Linked DNA regions of Homo sapiens: region 1 is linked to region 2. A link is a loop called in an ENCODE intact Hi-C map of the cell type or tissue named here. Cell type or tissue: PC-9. All regions are shown on one strand. Each heading gives the region's core, and the rest is flanking DNA. Links, peaks and the distances in the headings are about the cores only. Region 1 holds the start of CFAP45 (cilia and flagella associated protein 45). Region 2 holds the start of LINC01133 (long intergenic non-protein coding RNA 1133).

Region 1 (8,523 bases), core at 161-8,160, 59 kb before region 2:
TACAAAAAATATGAAAATTAGCCAGGCACGGTGGCGTACACCTATAGTCCCAGCTACTTGGGAGGCTGAGGCGGAAGGATTGCTTGATCCCGGGAGGCAGAGGTTGCAGTGAGCCAAGGTTGAGCCACTGCACTCCAGCCTGGGTGACAGAGCAAGACACTGTCTCAAAAAATAATAATAATAAAGAAATACATAAGTATTCTTGGCCAGGCATGGTGGCTCACGCCTGTAATCCCAGCACTTTGGGAGGCCAAAGTGGGTGGATCACCTGAGGTCAGGAATTTGAGACCAGCCTGTCCAACATGGTGAAACTCGTCTCTACAAAAAATACAAAAATTAGCTGGGCATGGTGGCACACGCCTGTAGTCCCAGCTACTCAGGAGGCTGAGGCAGGAGAATCGCTTGAACCTGGGAGGTGGAGGTTGCAGTGAGCTGAGATCACGCCACTGCACTCCAGCCTAGGCGACAGAGCAAGACTCCATCTCAAAAAGAAAAAGAAATGTAGAAGTACTCTTGTAAAGATGTTTGTATGGCAGGTATGTGCCCAGAATGTATTACTGAAAGCATGTTCAAAAAAATGTTTAACAGTATGTCAGGAACCTTTACCATCTTAAGATGTTTCTTTATTGAATAATTTCCTGCAATGAGTAGATACCAATTTTATGACCAGAAAAAAAAAACAATAAAACAATTTTTATTTGAAAACAAAGCATAGCAATGGGCCTGGTGCCCGAACTCTGAAAGCAAGAGAGTACAGACCTAAAAAAGAAAACAAACAAACAAACAAACAAAAAAACCATAGCATTATATATTCTGGGATCCAGAATGTTTCACTCAAATTCAGCAAGACAAAGCTGGAATGGGGCTAGAATAGGTCAGTGTGAAGTTTCCCTGATGTAACTTCAACACCTGTCAACTAAACAGGTTGACATGTTCAGGAAAGATATGTCTTTTCCTAGATGTCTTACCCATTCTGAGATCTAGTTCTTCTTTTGCACAGTCTCCGCAGGCTGGCAAATTCAGGCTTCAAACTCTTGGCCTGGTTCTACTTCCCTTTCTGTAGACTTTGGTTACCAAGAAAGGGAGATTCCCATGCACGAGACCCCTTGCCTTTTACTCTGAGTGATCCACGCAATTATCCTCTTTCTTCAATTGGGACCAAGTTGGCCATCTGTAGGATGCCACCAGAAGATAACATCCTAGTCAGTACTGAGGTCCCCATCTCTCCTTCTGCAGGATTTTAATCATTATTTTTGTAAGAGTTCTGGAAGTCTGCCTAATTGTGACCCTCACCACCACTACTATCTCTTCTCATGCCTTTAAATATTCTCCAAACCTAGTGAGTAGCACTATACGTACACGAACACACACAGCTGGCCTGCCAGAGATCACTAACTTAGACCCACTGCTTCTCAAAGGTGTCTATATGCCCAGTCCTGTCCCAGGAATTACAGAGGGGCTCAGTGAGTGAGTCAAACCCCTGCCCTGAGTGGCTCCTGGATGGGGAATCCCTGATCTGGGTGCTCTGAAGCCCACAGGTCTTGCCCAGGTGCAACTTATGCCCTATGAGAGCTTGGAAATAGGAAATTTTTAAAAGAGGACAAAAGGGGAACTAACATTTACCATATGCCCTTAGACACCAGGCATGACAGTAGGTGTTCACATACATACATACGCCACTGTGTTTGTAAGGTGCTGAGAGAAGATGGGACACTGAATCAAATAGAATACATAAGTGAAAGGGGACGCTCCCCCACCCCAATTACAACACTGCAGGGAGTCCTCGAAAGTCAGGAACTGCTCTTTGTTGGAGACTTATTTAATAATTAACAAAATTCTTCTGAGGTCCACTGAGCCCCAGAAAAGCAATGCAGCCCCTGGGCCTGAAGTCTGTCCACAAGTACATCCAAGTAGCAACCTTTGCCACCTGTTGTGCCCCAGACATTCTAGGTCAGTTCCAATAACCCAAGACTCCAACACTTATCATCTGCCCTTCCCCTCCCCTCTGGGACCAACACACTCAAGCCCAGGCATCCCCTTCATGGTTCCTCCCAGGCTTTGCTGGCCTTCTCAGCCCTCAGTACCCTGACAGCCCTCCCCATCCCAGCAAACCCCAGGCTGCCAGTCCTGTCCCAATCTCTCTCCCGGGCCTTGCAAACCTGAGACCCTCCTCACTCACTCACTCATTTATTCATTCATTCATTCACTGCCAAATATTTATTGACTAACTACTGAGGGATACAAAGCCCTGCTAACAGAAGAAAAACCTGAGGCTCGGGCACATTAGATGACTTACCCACAGTCACCTTGCTAGTTAGTGGCAAAACAGGTACCACGACCCATTATCTGGCCTCCTCACCAGTGCTTTTTTTTTTTTTTTTTTTTTTTGAGACGGAGTCTCGCTGTGTCGCCCAGGCTGGAGTGCAGTGGCGCGATCTCGGCTCACTGCAAGCTCCGCCTCCCGGGTTCACGCCATTCTCCTGCCTCAGCCTCCCGAGTAGCTGGGACTACAGGCGCCCGCCACCACGCCCGGCTAATTTTTTGTATTTTTAGTAGAGGCGGGGTTTCACTGTGTTAGCCAGGATGGTCTCGATCTCCTGACCTCATGATCCGCCCGCCTCTGCCTCCCAAAGTGCTGGGATTACAGGCGTAAGCCACCGCGCCCGGCCCACCAGTGCTTTTTCCCACACCACATCCACAATCTTTGGTCCACAGAGGCCCCGCTGTAATGGCAACGGGGAGAGGGTTGGGGCATCCCTTTCTCCCCAACTCCTCCGCTCAGCGCGCTCCACATTTCCAATCGTTATCGATGCTATCCCTAATTCCTCTTTTGAACCCACCTCAGGATCTCCCTTGCTTCTTCTAGAGGTGTTCTCCTTACTCCTGGGCCCTCCTGACCCCTAGACCCAACTGTGACCTCCCCTAGGCCCCCACTTTCCCCACTCAGAGCCCCCACCCAATTCAGGACACAAGGGGCCCATCTGAGGTTCTCCCTCACCATCTCCTCAGCCACACGCCCTGACTCCGGACTTCTGCTGCCGCCTCGGCGCCGCCAAGGCCCTAGTGTTGACGCGTTACCTTGGCAACCACTAGCCCGCGTTCTTCGGCTCAGGCCCCGCCCCCGGCCCCGCCCCTCCCACCTCCAGCGGGCAGTTGCCTTGTGCTGGTGGCTTAGGAACCGGAGCCCGTCGCTCCAACCGTTGCAGCTCCACGCTCCAGCCCAACCGCGGCTCTGAAGGATTGACCCGCCCTGGCGTGCCCTGCTCTCCACTTTGGCTTTGGCCAAACTTTTCGGTCAGAACCCGAACCTAAAGAACTTACTATGGGCCGAGGGGGTTCTAACTGTCAGCGGCCCCAGGAGCCTGGCCCAGGGTCACAGTTTTCCCCTGGGACTTCACCTAGGTTGCTATGATTACTCTTGCCCCATTGCCCAGGAGGCGCCAAGCCAACCCCTGATGAGTGTAGTCTGCAGAGAAGCCAGCAGGATCAGGACAAACCAGTTCCACAGCAGGAGAGAATCTGGTCGGGTCAACAAAGAACTTCCAGCCCTGAGGATGTCTATGCAGTCTCAAGAGCAGTTTCTTAAATTGCGGGCCTCAAATCTGCAGCTAAGAATCACCTGGGAGAGTTTATTAAAAATGGAGGCCCTACATTAGAATAAGTCAAAAGCTAAGGAACTGACTTTGGGGAGCTTGTCTTTTAACACTTCCTAGCTGGTATGTATTGTTCTAGAAAGTACATAGGGGTTTTGTCATTTTTTCCAATTTGGTTTGGCCTCTCTACCTCCCAACTTGCAGGGCTGGCACTGAGCTCACTTTGGTAGGCTGCATGCTCCAAGCCTCACGAAGCTGTCCCACCAGACCAAGGACATTTGTCTTCCTCCAGTGCTGATTAGCTGATTAGCTAAGCTCTTGGTGTGACTCTGTGAGTCTCTGAGCTGCTTTCTCAAACCTCTCTCCAAACCCTCACAGCCAGTCTTTCTGAAGCTCTTACTCCAACTTGGGCACTGAAGGCTATTCACAAGCCCCGGGGGAATGGAAAGAGGGAGACAAGGTCACTTCTTGCTGCTTTTAAAAGGACTTACTCCAACAGGCTTCACATTCCTTCCCTAGATTTCCCAGCCTTTATCTCCTTTGGGATCAAGAGTACAAAATTGTGTCCCCTGCCCAGTCCCACCAAGTGTTGAAGGCTTAATCAGAGGGAGAAGGGAAGGCCTGAAGAGGAGGAGCACAGTCCCTGGGAGGCTTGGGACTGAGAGAAGGGGCTGTTTTGTTCGTGGGAACCTTCCTTACTAAGCCTTGGCATTAGAACCCCGTTCCCTGCAGCTCAGAAAGAAGGGAAGACAAGTAACCGGCCCACTGTGAATAAGGTGCTTCCTGTATTCACCCCATTCTCCCAGGCACATCTGCATGACATAGTTACTATCCGTGTAACCAAAGAGGAAACAAGCCAAGAAAAAACTGTCCAAATTGAAAATCTATTCTTTTCTCAGCCCAGGGTAACTCTCTGAAGAAAAGGTGCAAAGTTGAGGCAGAAAGGGCTGGGCGCGGTGGCTCATGCCTGTAATCCCAGCACTTTGGGAGGCCAAGGTGGGCAGATCACGAGGTCAGGAGTTCGAGACCAGCCTGGCCGACATAGTGAAACCCCGTCTCTACTAAAAATACAAAAAATTAGCCGGGGGTGGTGGCAGGCACCTGTAATCCCAGCTACTCAGGAGGCTCAGGCAGGAGAATCACTTGAAGCCAGGAGGGGGAGATTGCAGTGAGCCAAGATCACTCCAGCCCAGGCAACAATGCAAGACTCTGTCTCAAAGAAAAATTAAAAAAGTTATGGCAGGAAGGAGGGAATGACAGAGTGCAGTGTAAGGGACTTGCCTCCCAGCAGGCAATTACATGCCTGTAATCCCAGTACTTTGGGAGCCCAAGGCAGGAGGATTGCTTACATCCAGGAGTTTGAGACCAGCCTGGGCAACATAGGGAGATCCCATCTCTACAAAAAATCAAAAATTAGCCAGGCATAGTGGTACATGCCAGTGGTCCCAGCTACTTGGGAGGCTGCACTAGGAGGGTCACTTGAGCCTCGGAGGTTGAGGCTGCTCTGAGCCATGATCGTGCCAATGCACCCAGCCTGGGTGACAAGAGTGAGACCCTGTCTTGAAAAATAAAATAAATAAAATACAATAAAAATTTATCTCAAAGCTAACAATGCTTAAGCTTCAGGCCTCTCATTTACGTAAGCACATGTCAAGGCTCAGAGAAGAACCCTTGGCCATGTGTCTACAGGCATACCTTGGAGATACTGCAGATTAGGCTTCAGAGCACTGCAATAAAACTAATATCACAATACAATGTGAGCAACACAAATTATTTGGTTTCCCAGTGCATAGGAAAGTTACATTTGCACTATACTGTAGTCTATCAGGTGTGCAATGGCATTATGTCTAAAAAAATGTGCATACCTTAATTTAAATATACTTTGTTGCTAAAAAGTGCTAACAATCATCTGAGTCTTCAGAGAGAGTCATCATCTTTCTGCTGGTGGAGGGTCTTGCCTCAGTGTTAATGGCTGCTAACTGATGAGGGTAGCACTTGCTGAAAGCAGAGGTGGCTGCAGCAGTTTCTTACAATATGACAACAGTGAAGGTTGCCACATCAGTTGACTCTTCCTTTCTTTTTTATTTTTTTTTCAGATGGAGTTTCACTCTTGTTGCCCAAGCTGAAGTGCAATGATGCGATCTCGGCTTACTGCAACCTCTGCCTCTCGGGTTCAAGATATTCTTCTGCCTCAGCCTCCAGAGTAGCTGGGATTAGGTGCACCACCACACCAAGTTAGTTTTGTATTTGTTTGTTTGTTTTTGAGACGGAGTTTTGCTCTTGTTGCCCAGGCTGGAGTGCAATGGCACAATCTCCGCTCACTACAACCTCTGCCTCCCGGGTTCAAGAGATTCTCCTGCCTCAGCCTCCCAAGTAGCTGGGATTACAGGCATGCAGCACCACGCCCAGCTAATTTTGTGTTTTTAGTAGAGACCGGGTTTCTCCATGTTGGTCAGGCTGGTCTCAAACTCCCAACCTCAGGTGATCCGCCCGCCTCCGCCTCCCAAAGTTCTGGGATTACAAGCGTGAGCCACGGCGCCCAGCCGACTCTTTCTTTCATGAAAGATTTCTCTGTAGGATGTAATGCTGTTTCATAGCATTTTACCCACAATAGAACTTCTTTCAAACTTGGCATCAGTCCTCTCAAGCCCCGCCGCTGCTGTATCCTCTAAGTTTATGGAATATTCTAAATTCTTTTTTGTCATTTCAATAATGATTACAGTGTCTTCACCATGAGTAAACTCTTTTCTGTTTGTTTGTTTGTTGTTTTAAAGCTCCATCGTCAATGGAATAGGAGTAGATTCTACCCCCTAAGAAACAACTCCTCACCATTCCAGTTTTATCATGAGATTGCAGCAATTTGATCACAACTTCAGGTTCCATTTCTGATTCTAGCTCTCTTGCTATTTCCACTATGTCTGCAATTACTTCCTACACTGAAGTCCTGAACCCCTCAAAGTCATCCATGAGAGTTGGAATCACCTTCCTCCAGACTCCTGTTAATCTCAATGTTTTGATCTTTTCTCATGAATCATGAATGTTCTTAATGGCACCTGGAATAGCAAATCTTTTTCAGAAGGTTTTCAATTTACTTTGACCAGATTCATCAGAAAAATCATTATCTATGGTAGTTATAGCCTTACAAAATGTATTTCTTAAATAATAAGACTTGAGATTGGAAATTACTTCTTGATCCATGGGCTACAAAATGGATATTGTGTTAGCAGAAATGAAAACAATATTGCTCTTCTACTACATCTCCATCAGAGTCTTTGGGTGACTAGATGCATTGTCAATGAGCAGTAATATTCTGAAAGGAATCATTTTTTCTGGGCAGTAGGTCTCAACAGTGGGCTTAAAATATTCAGTAAACCATGCTGTAAACAAATGTGCTGTCATCCCTGCTTTGTTGGGCCATTGATGGAGCACAGGCAGAACCAATTTAGTATAATTCTGAAGGGCCTTAGGATTTTTGGAATGATAAGTAAGCATTGCTTTCAACTTAAAGGAACCAGCTGGCTGGGTGCGGTGACTCACGCCTGTAATCCCAGCACTTTGGGAGGCCTAGGCGGGCAGATCATTTGAAGTCAGGAGCTTGAGACCAGCCTGGCCAGCATGGTGAAACCCTATCTCTGCTAAAAATACAAAAAAAAAAAAAATCAGCTGGGCATGGTGACATGTGCCTGTAATCCCAGCTACTTGAGGCATGAGAATCACTTGAACCCATGAGGCAGAAGTTGCAGTGAGCTGAGATTGTGCCGCTGCACTCCAGCCTGTGTGACAGAGTGAGACCCTATCTCAGAAAAATAAAAAATAAAAAAATAAAGGAACCGGCTGTGTTAACCCCTAACAAGAAAGTCAGCCATCCCTTTGAAGTTTTGAAGCATTGACTTCTCTCTAGCCATGAAAGTCCTAGATGGCATATTCTTCTGTAGAAGGCTGTTTCATCTACATTCAAAATCTGTTAGTGTAGCCATCTTCATCAATTGTCTTAGCTAGATCTTCTGGACAACTTGCTTCAGGTTCTGCATCAACACTTGCTGCTTCACCTTGCACTTTTATGTTATGGAGATAACCTCTTTCCTGAACCAACCTCGGCTCGCTTCAAACTTTTTTCTTCCTCACTTCTCTCACCCTTCATAGAATTGAAGAGAGTTAGGGCCTTGCTCTTGACCAGGTGGACTTTTTTTTTTTTTTTTTTTGAGTTGGAGTCTCATCTGTCGCCCAGGCTGGAGTGCAGTGGCGCAATCTCAGCTCACTACAAGCTCCGCCTCCTGGGTTCATGACATTCTCCTGCCTCAGCCTCTCGAGTACCTGGGACTACAGGCATCCGCCACCACGTCTGGCTAATTTTTTTGTATTTTTAGTGGAGACGGGGTTTCACCGTGTTAGCCAGGATGGTCTCAATCTCCTGACCTTGTGATCTGCCCGCCTCAGCCTCCCAAAGTGCTAGGATTACAGGCATGAGCCACAGCGCCCGGCCCAACTAGGTGGACTTAAGGGAATGTTGTGGCTGGTGTGGTCTTCTATCCAGAGCACTAAAACTTTCTCCATATCAGAAATAAGGCTGGTTTTTTTTGCTTATCATTCATGTGTTCACTGTAATAGCACTTTTAATGTCCTTCAAGAACATTTCTTTTGTATTTGCGACTTGGCTAACTGGCATGAGAGGCCTAGCTTTCAGATTATCTTAGCTTTTGATGTGCCTTCCTTGCTGAGCTTAATCATTTCCAGCTTTTGATATTTTTTTTTCAAAGAGAGACAGGGTCTTGCTGCATAGCCCAGGCTGGACTCCAGCTCCTTGGCTCAAGCTATCCTCCTGCCTCAGCTCTTGAGGAGCTGGTACTATAGGCATGCCTTCTCACCTGGATCAGCCTTGGATTTAAAGTGAGAGACAGCAACTCTTCCTTTCATTTAAATGCTTAGAAGA
Region 2 (8,523 bases), core at 359-8,358:
ATAGAAAGACCCCATGTCTACAAAAAAAATTTTTAAACATGATCAGGGCATGGTGATGCATGCCTGTAATCCTTGCTATATGTGAGGCTGAGGTGGGAGGATTGTTGAGCCCGGGAGTTTGAGGGTGCAGTGAGCTATGATCATGCCACTGCACTCCAGCAGAGACCACCCAGAATAGAGATGCATCTACTCCCAGCCAGGGGTAAGAGAGAGGGAACCAGCAAAACTTAACCAGCAAAACTGCCCTTAACAGAAAATAGTGCATCCTAGCCATCCTCCAGGCCCACTGAGTGCAAAGCCACTCAGCTAGGTAAGAAGAGTTTTGACACCTCCCCATCCTCCTGGAGTGAGGAAAGCTGAGTAGCGGGTGGTAAGTTGAGAGGGAGCAAAGCAAAACAAAACAAAACAACAACAACAACAAAAAGAAGGAAATGCTACCATTTACAACAACATGGATGAACCTGGAGGACATTATGTTTAGTGAAATAAGCCAGACACAGAAAGACAAATACCACATAAGTTCACTTAATGTGGAATGTATAAAAAGGTTAAACTAGGCCAGGCACGGTGGCTCACACCTGTAATCCCAGCACTTTGGGAGGCCGAGGCGGGGGGATCACAAGGTCAGGAGATCAAGACCATCCTGGCTGACAGGGTGAAACCCCATCTCTACTAAAAAACACAAAAAAGCTTAGCCGGGCGTGGTGGCGGGTGCCTGTAGTCTCAGCTACTCGGGAGGCTGAGGCAGGAGAATGGCGTGAATCCGGGAGGCGGAGGTTGCAGTGAGCCGAGATCGTGCCACTGCACTCCAGCCTGGGAGACAGAGCGAGACTCTGTCTCAAAAAAAAAAAAAAAAGACAAAAAAAAAAAAAAGATTGAACTACAAGTAGAGAGTAGAGTGGTGGTTACCAGAAGCTGTGGGAGGGGTGGGGATTGGAGAAATATTGGTGGAAAGATTTCAAAAGTCAGTCAGATAGGAGGAATAAGTTCAAGAGATCTATCATACCATATGGTGACTACAGTTAATAGCAATGTATTGTATTCTCAAAAATTGCTAAAACAGGCCAGGCACAGTGGCTCACACCTATAATCCCAGCACTTTGGGAGGCCGAAGCGGGTGGATCACGAGGTCAAGAGATCAAGACAATCCTGGCCAACATGGTGAAATCCTGCTTCTACTAAAAATACAAAAATTAGCCAGGTGTGGTGGCGGGCGCCTGTAGTCCCAGCTACTCAGGAGGCTGAGGCAGGAGAATTGCTTGAACCTGGGAGGCGGAGGTTGCAGTCAGCCGAGATCGTGCCACTGCACCCCAGCCTGGCGACAGAGCGAGACTCCATCTAAAAAAAAAATTGCTAAGACAGTAGATTTTCAGTGTTCTTACCACAAAAAAAGATAGTTGTATAAGACAACACTTACGTTAATTAGCTCGATTTAGCCATTTCACAACATATTCATATTTTAAAACAACATGTTGTACACCATAAATAGGTATAAATTTTTGTGAATTAAAAAATAGAAATAAAAAATAAAAGCAAGGAAAGAAAAGAAAACAGGGTCATGAGTATAATGCTCAGAGCTTAAAGGGTGAGAATACCGTTAGATTATCTGAGAAGCAGAAGCTGGAGTTCAGAGATAAAGAGTTTTAATGTGGGGAAAGGCCTGGAAAAGATAAATGGAGAAGGAAGCAGGTGGAGCCAGAAGGGCCTCAGACCTTGATGCGTCTCACAGTCTCAGCTGACTTAGCAGGGAGCTCTGGCACCGACTGCCCGTTAGAGAAGGCCTGTGGTGGGCAGGCATGTCCAGGCACTGGGACTCTAGCTGTGCAAGACTGTCCTGGTGCCAGGACTCTTGCTGTGCACAGCCATGGGCTGGGGCTGCCGGGAACAGCGTAGATCCCGAAGGTGCTGCAGCTAGAGCCTGTCGGTTAACTGCACTTCTTGCAGCCAAAAATGTGTTTACTCTTGAAGGGGGAGCCGAGGCTGCTACAGTGAGTATGCTGATAGCCAGAAGGTAACTGTTCAGATTTATTAAACCTGTCTCCATAAGTAGGCATAAACAGTCCATGATGCCTATTGAGGAGAGGAAAATAATTTCCACCCCACTGAGCTCTCCGAGTCCAGTGTGGAGAAAGTCACTTCTGAGAGCATGATTGTCAAGTCTAATTTTCGTTTCTTCACTTTTTTTTTTTTTTATTAAGAGACAGGGTCTTGCTCTATCACCCAGGCTGGAGTGCAGTGGTGCAATCATGGCTCACTGCAGCCTCAACCTCCTGGGCTCAAGTGATCTTCCCATCTCAGCCTCCCAACTAGCTGGGACTACAGGTGAGCACCACCATGCCCAGCTAAGTTTTTTAATTTTTTTTTATAGAGATGGGATGTGGCTATGTTGCCCAAGCTGGTCTTAAACTCCTGGACTCAGGGGATCCTCCTGCCTCAGCTACCCAAAGTGCTGGGATTACAAGTGTGAGCCACAGTGCCTAGCCAAGTGTAATTTTCATTCTTGCTAATGGATTGTGATTCAAATAGAACTTCAATTTTTTTCTCTCACTGCCCTTTTAATCTTATTCAGTGGGGTAGTCTTCTCTGCCTCAGATGTGAACTCTGGCCTCGGTCTCAGTCCAGAAATGAGTACTGGTCTCGGTTTAGAAATGAGTACTTCCTGTGCCATGTAATATTCAAAATTCCAAACTTACCTTATTATCAAATAATCTCCCTTACCCTGGCTTAGGTCTTCCAGGCTAGAGGCTGGTAGTCGGGGAGGGAGCAGTCTCTGCTCTCTACTATGCTCAGCTTGCCTCTCTGAATCTGTTCTCCTCCTTCCCCTCAACTCTCCTCCCCCAACTCAGGTTTCCTCACTCCAGGAGGATGGAGAGGTTGGGGAGGTGTTAAAACTCTTCTTACCTAGCTGAGTGGCTTTGCACTCTGTGGGCCTCACAGATGGCTAAGATGAACTATTTTTTGTTAAGGGAAGTTTTGCTGGTTAAGTTTCTCTCTTACCACTGGTTCCCTCTCTCTTACCCCTGACCAGGAGGTGGATGCATCTCTATTCTGGGTGGTCCTTTGCAACTCCTTCATCAGCCCCTGGACATCTGGCCACACATCTCATCTCCTCCTCCCCAGAGGCCTGTCCAAATGCCCCTATCGTACAGCACCCAGGACAACCAAGCAGGCTGTGTCTCATGGGTGGCCCTTAGCTACCCATGACAAACATTCCTTGCCCTGGCAGATCCTAGGATCTACAACATGGCACCATACTCCTGGCTCCCTCATGGGAGCCCATTACCGGTTTTAACTCTCCCAGACCTGTCATAGGTGCCTGTCGCCTCTGACTCTCACTTGCGGGGCCACATTCCAAAGCTCCCTAAGCCCTCCCCTTGAAGTCTTCTTTACTTGGCTTGTGGTCAGAGGTGACATCACTATACCCTGGGGAAGAGGTGTGGACTCACAGTAAAGTTCTTTCCAAAGAAGTCTCTTTCTTGATCTCCCTTTCTCAGCCCTCCATCCATAGATGAGGGGGTTCCAAAGGCAGTGACACCAGTTCTCCTTGACTCCCATTGTACGTTCCTCAAGGGCAGATCTCCCTCACATTGCCTTTGATCTCCTGATACCCATCACACTGTCAGCTTAGCGTAGCGTAACTAAGGCAGGAAGAGACCCATTCTAACATCTTGCTTGTAGCAGACACTTAGGGTTCCCTGTAGCACAGCCTGTTTATCCACCTGACTTCTTTATATATATATATATATATTATACTTTAAGTTCTAGAGTACATGTGCACAACGTGCAGGTTTGTTACATATGTATACATGTGCCATGTTGGTGTGCTGCACCCATTAACTCGTCATTTAGCATTAGGTATATCTCCTAATGCTATCCCTCCCCCCTCCCCCCACCCCACAACAGTCCCCGGTGTGTGATGTTCCCCATCCTGTGTCCAAGTGTTCTCATTGTTCAATTCCCACCTATGAGTGAGAACAGGCGGTGTTTGGTTTTTTGTCCTTGCGATAGTTTGCTGAGAATGATGGTTTCCAGCTTCATCCATGTCCCTACAAAGGACATAAACTCATCATTTTTTATGGCTGCATCTACACTGCTGTGTGGGCAGTTTCATGATGGAGTGCCCCATGAAGTTTGCACCTGGGCAGTCTGTTTTTCTGCTTCCAGGCTTTCTCTGATGATCTTTTTTTTTTTTTTTTTCCTTTGAGACGGAGTTTCGATCTGTTGCCAAGGCTTCAGTGCAGTGGTACCATCTCGGCTAACTGCAACCTCCACCTCCCAGGTTCAAGCAATTCTTCCACCTCAGCCTCCCAAGTAGCTGGGATTACAGGCGCATGCTACTACGCCTGGCTAATTTTTGTAGAGACGGGTTTCACCATGTTGGCCAGGCTAGTCTTGAACTCCCGACCTCGTGATCCACCCGCCTTGGCCTCCCAAAGTGCTGGGATTACAGGCATGAGTCACTGCCCCCGGCCACTTCCAGGCTTTCCCTATGACAGTGGAAGGCCACTCAGCCAAGCAACTGGGAAGTATGCAGGTTGGGGGGGTGCAGCTGAGGGAGTGCCATGTTGGTGAGTAAACGTGGATAAATGTTCCAGCCTCCCTGCCCTATTCCATGAGCAATTCTGAGGCATGTTCTCCCTGGTTCCTCAGAGGGATTGGGCCCCAGTTGTCCACAACGGTAATCAACTATTAACACACCCTTTTCTTTGGCTTTCCTCCCTTCCTTGTCTCATTTTCCTCATTCTTTCTTCTTGGATTATCTCCCAGAAAGACGTCCTCCACCCAAGTTTTTATCTAAGGGTGTGCTTTGGAGAGAGACCAAACTATGACATTATTATATATAATAAAGTAGTTGCACCAGTAATGTTTAGACTTTCTCTCTCTTCTTCCTGGATCTTTAGGAGCAATTAAGCCAATGAGAAATCAGACCCACACCCCAATTCTGATGTAACAGCCTTGGGAAAGAGGTTGCAGTGAAAAGCTGGTCCTGCTGTGGTGGAGAGAATGGAGGAAAGATAATAAAAGGCCAAACCTTTGCTCCAACTTTCTCCTTAGCTTCCCTTTGGATCTGGAAAGCTGGGGACCCACACGGCAGAGCCATGGTACTGGAGGAGCCATTAACAAGTAAGTTCCAAATAAATCACCTCCCTCCCGAGGCAATGTGTGTTGAGATCTGCATGTGTCTTCTATCCTATTCTGAGGCCAGCCTGTGCACTTGATATATGGTTTCTTTTTCCTTTCTTTTCTTTTTCTTTTTTAAGTGTCAGTGTTAAAAAGGTGATTATTCAATTGAACCATGAAGGTGGATGGAGAGAACTGTAAGCGTCTGCAAATTGTTGAAGTGCACCCAAAGGAGTCATTGTGAAACAAAGGAGAAAAGAGTGTTCCTCGCAGAGGGAGCAGCCTGTGCAGGATCCTTGGGGTGGGGGAGAGAGCTGGGCACACTGAAGTACAGAAGAAGCCCACACAGGCAGGGCCGAGAGATGGAGGCAGAGAAGAGTGGAGATGAGGCTACAAAGACGGACTGCAGGCCGCTCACTGGGGGCGTATAGACCTGCTGAGTTTATAAGTTATGCACTCAAGAAGTTTACCTTTGGCCGGGCGTGGCGGCTCATGCCTATAATCCCAGCACTTTGGGAGGCGGAGGCGGGCGGATCACAAGGTCAAGAGTTCGAGACCAGCCCGGCCAACATGGTGAAACCCCCGTCTCTACTAAGAATACAAAAATTAGCCCAGCGTGGTGGCACATGCCTATAATGCCAGGTACCTGGGAGGCTGAGGCAGGAGAATTGCTTGAACCCAGGAGCTAGAGGTTTCAGTCAGCCAAGATAGCGCCACTGTACTCCAGCCTGGGGACAGAGCAAGACTCCATCTCAAAAAAAAAAAAGGTTTACCTTTGACGGCAAGGGGAACAGAGGATGGGAGGCAAAGGGAAAACATGGGGTAGAGGGATAATTTTATTGCCAATGATTTCGTTTTAAGAGTGGAGATGAGGCTACAAAGATGGACTGCAGGCGGCTCACTGGGGGTATATAGACCTACTGAGTTTATAAGTTATGCACTCAAGAAGTTTACCTTTGGCCCGGGGCGGCGGTTCACGCCTATAGTCCCAGCACTTTGGGAGGCCGAGGTGGGCGGCGGAGATTTGAACATATTTAAATGCTGACGAGCAGATCCAGTAGGAATAGGGGTTGAAGATTTGGGGAAAAGGTGATGATAATGGAACAAGGCCTCTCCCTGACCCCACCCCACCCCACACACACCCAGAAGACAGGAGGGAACTGAGATTCAGAACCAAGGGAAAGGAACTGACCTTGGATTACAAGATGGGCCTCGGCTATAATGAGAAGAAAATGGGCAGAGATGCAGATAGGTTTGTATGAGACAAGCAGTTAAGGGAAGGCCTGCACAGTGGCTTCGATTTTCTCTGAAGTGGAGTCAAAGTTATCTGCTAAAACTGAAGGTTTACGTGAAAGGCAGGCATTTCAAGAGAATGGAGCAGGTGAGGTAACTGTGTGTTAAGGTTTCTTAGGAAGGTCCTCATGTAAGCCTGTTATCCTGCCCTAATTATTAAGAGTGCCCCCTTTCACTCTCAGAAAGTGCTCTAGTTTGGAGGATAAGTTATGGTTACCCTAGAGCAGAAGCAAAATCTTACTAAAGGAATCATAGTGAAACAGCTAAACTTTAAGAGTTCAAGGCTGCCCTTACCTTTTTGAGTCAACAAATTGCCCTAAAGATTTAGAAGGAGATGGTGGGTGGGCAGTGTCGAAGAGCATGCCTCTGGAACCAAACTACTTGGGTTCCTTCGTCTGCAGAATGGAATACTCACAATACCCGCTTTATAGGGTGGTTGGGAAAATCAGATGAACTAATGGCAGAAAGCATTCGGCATGGAGTTGGCACATGGTGAGGGCTCAATGAATGTGAGTCATGGTTATTACTGAAGGTTGGTTAAGCATAAAGACAGTGGGCTTTGGCATTAGAAAGACCTGGGGCCCCTTGGTAATTGGCCAGGGTCTGTAATTATTGAAGAGAATACACAGGAAGTCTCTAACATAAGACACGAGAATAGGTTTATTCAAGAACGTTAGCTGGCAGCACCAATCAGCCCACAGTCTAAAGAGACAGCAAGCATTGCTGTTGGGAGGTACAACCCAGCTCGGTGTTTTCCATGCCAGTCACCTGTTCACCAGATCAGCCTGTTACATATGAAGAGATGGAACATGCTGGGCTGATCCCCTTAACCACACTGTAAGGGCAACCCATTCCTTGTCTCTCAGGCTTCACACATCTCAGATTGGTTCATGCACATACATACCCTTTCCTCAACTTACCTCTTAAGTACAATGTGTCTGCCCTTCTTTCCTAAAATGGACTCGGCTCATGTTCTTCTTGATTGCATGTCCTGTGACTCCCTGATGCTTATTGATCTCAAAATGTAGGTTTCATACCACCTGCATCATAATCAAGCTGAGAGCTAGTTAAAATGCTTATTTGGGCCAGGCGCAGTGGCTCACACCTGTAATCCCAGCACTTTGGGAGGCCGAGGCGGGCAGATCACGAGGTCAGGAGTTCAAAACCAGCCTGGCCAACATAGTCAAATCCCATCTCTACTAAATATACAAAAAATTAGCTGGGCAAGGTGGCGAGTGCCTGTAATCCCAGCTACTCATGAGGCTGAGGCAGAAGAATCGCTTGAACCTGGGAGGCAGAGGTTGCAGTGAGCAGAGATCACGCCACTACACTCCAGCCTAGGTGACAATGCAAGATTCTGTCTCAAAAAACAAACAAACAAACAAAAAAGACAGAAACACTGATTTGGACCCACTGAGTCATGATGGGAGAAAGCAGAGTGTGGCTTGTGAATCCACCTACTTATCAAGGTCCCCCAGTGATTCTACTCTAAGCTAAAGTTTGGGAATCACTACACTTCACCTGCTCTTCTGTTCTGTTGGAGCAGAGAGGAAGTTCCCCAGCCAGTGATATCTTTTGTTTCCAATCACAAAGGGTTTCTTTCCCCCTAAGTAAAGCCATGAAACAACACTCTGCTTCATTCTTGGTCTGGCCTTTGGAGAATATGAGAGGGGCTCCGGGAGCTTTTAATCTGTTCTCCTGGGCTTTCTGAGGAGCTGTCTCAAGGACTGCCGCAGGGAAGCAGGTGCAAAGCCAGGGAGCTTCAACCACAGAGAGCCTGCTTTTATCTTTTCACACAGGGAGTTCTGATGCAGAACTTGTTTGAAAATGGTGTGCTCTCGCTAAAAGAAAAAAGTTTAGAATCTACGGATCTTGTCCAACCCTTTATTTCACAAATTAAAAACTAAAAAGCAAACAAACAGCAAACAAAAACCAGAGGTTCGGAGTGGTGGAGAGACTCCCTCAAGGTCACAGTTTAACGGCAAACCTGGGGCCAAAACTCGGGTCTCCCGGTGTCTTGTTGGCAGGATTTTACTTGATTAAACAAATTTGAGAAGTAACAAAACTATACCTGGCATATAGAAAGCCCTCAGTGTTATTATTATTGTC

Evidence for each region. Peaks named below come from ENCODE experiments on the same cell type or tissue, not always from the same donor. Only the 100,000 strongest peaks of a DNase experiment are listed, where the experiment ranks them.
Region 1: a loop joins it to region 2, with 9 times the contacts of the local background. A loop is called at or near these places in 2 of 110 quality-filtered maps.

The regions. Positions count from the first base shown.
Region 1 is chr1:159,897,098-159,905,620 of GRCh38, forward strand. It overlaps CFAP45 (cilia and flagella associated protein 45), which reads right to left and starts at 3,068. Exons shown (of 12, transcript NM_012337.3): 1 at 2,999-3,068. The coding sequence starts at 3,001. It overlaps MIR4259 (microRNA 4259), which reads right to left and starts at 2,982; the gene lies at 2,882-2,982. LOC124904435 (a long non-coding RNA gene) reads left to right here and starts at 3,153. Exons shown (of 3, transcript XR_007066679.1): 1 at 3,153-3,716; 2 at 5,690-5,827; 3 at 6,368-6,456. In PC-9, for the core only: no CTCF peak of the experiment used is centred there; DNase peaks (open chromatin) are centred at 3,114, 3,484 and 4,074; H3K4me3 peaks cover 1,609 bases; H3K27ac peaks cover 2,594 bases.
Region 2 is chr1:159,956,282-159,964,804 of GRCh38, forward strand. LINC01133 (long intergenic non-protein coding RNA 1133) reads left to right here and starts at 4,943. Exons shown (of 3, transcript NR_038849.1): 1 at 4,943-5,124. It also overlaps a transcript of SLAMF9 not described here. In PC-9, for the core only: no CTCF peak of the experiment used is centred there; DNase peaks (open chromatin) are centred at 3,360, 4,620 and 4,840; H3K4me3 peaks cover 709 bases; H3K27ac peaks cover 1,591 bases.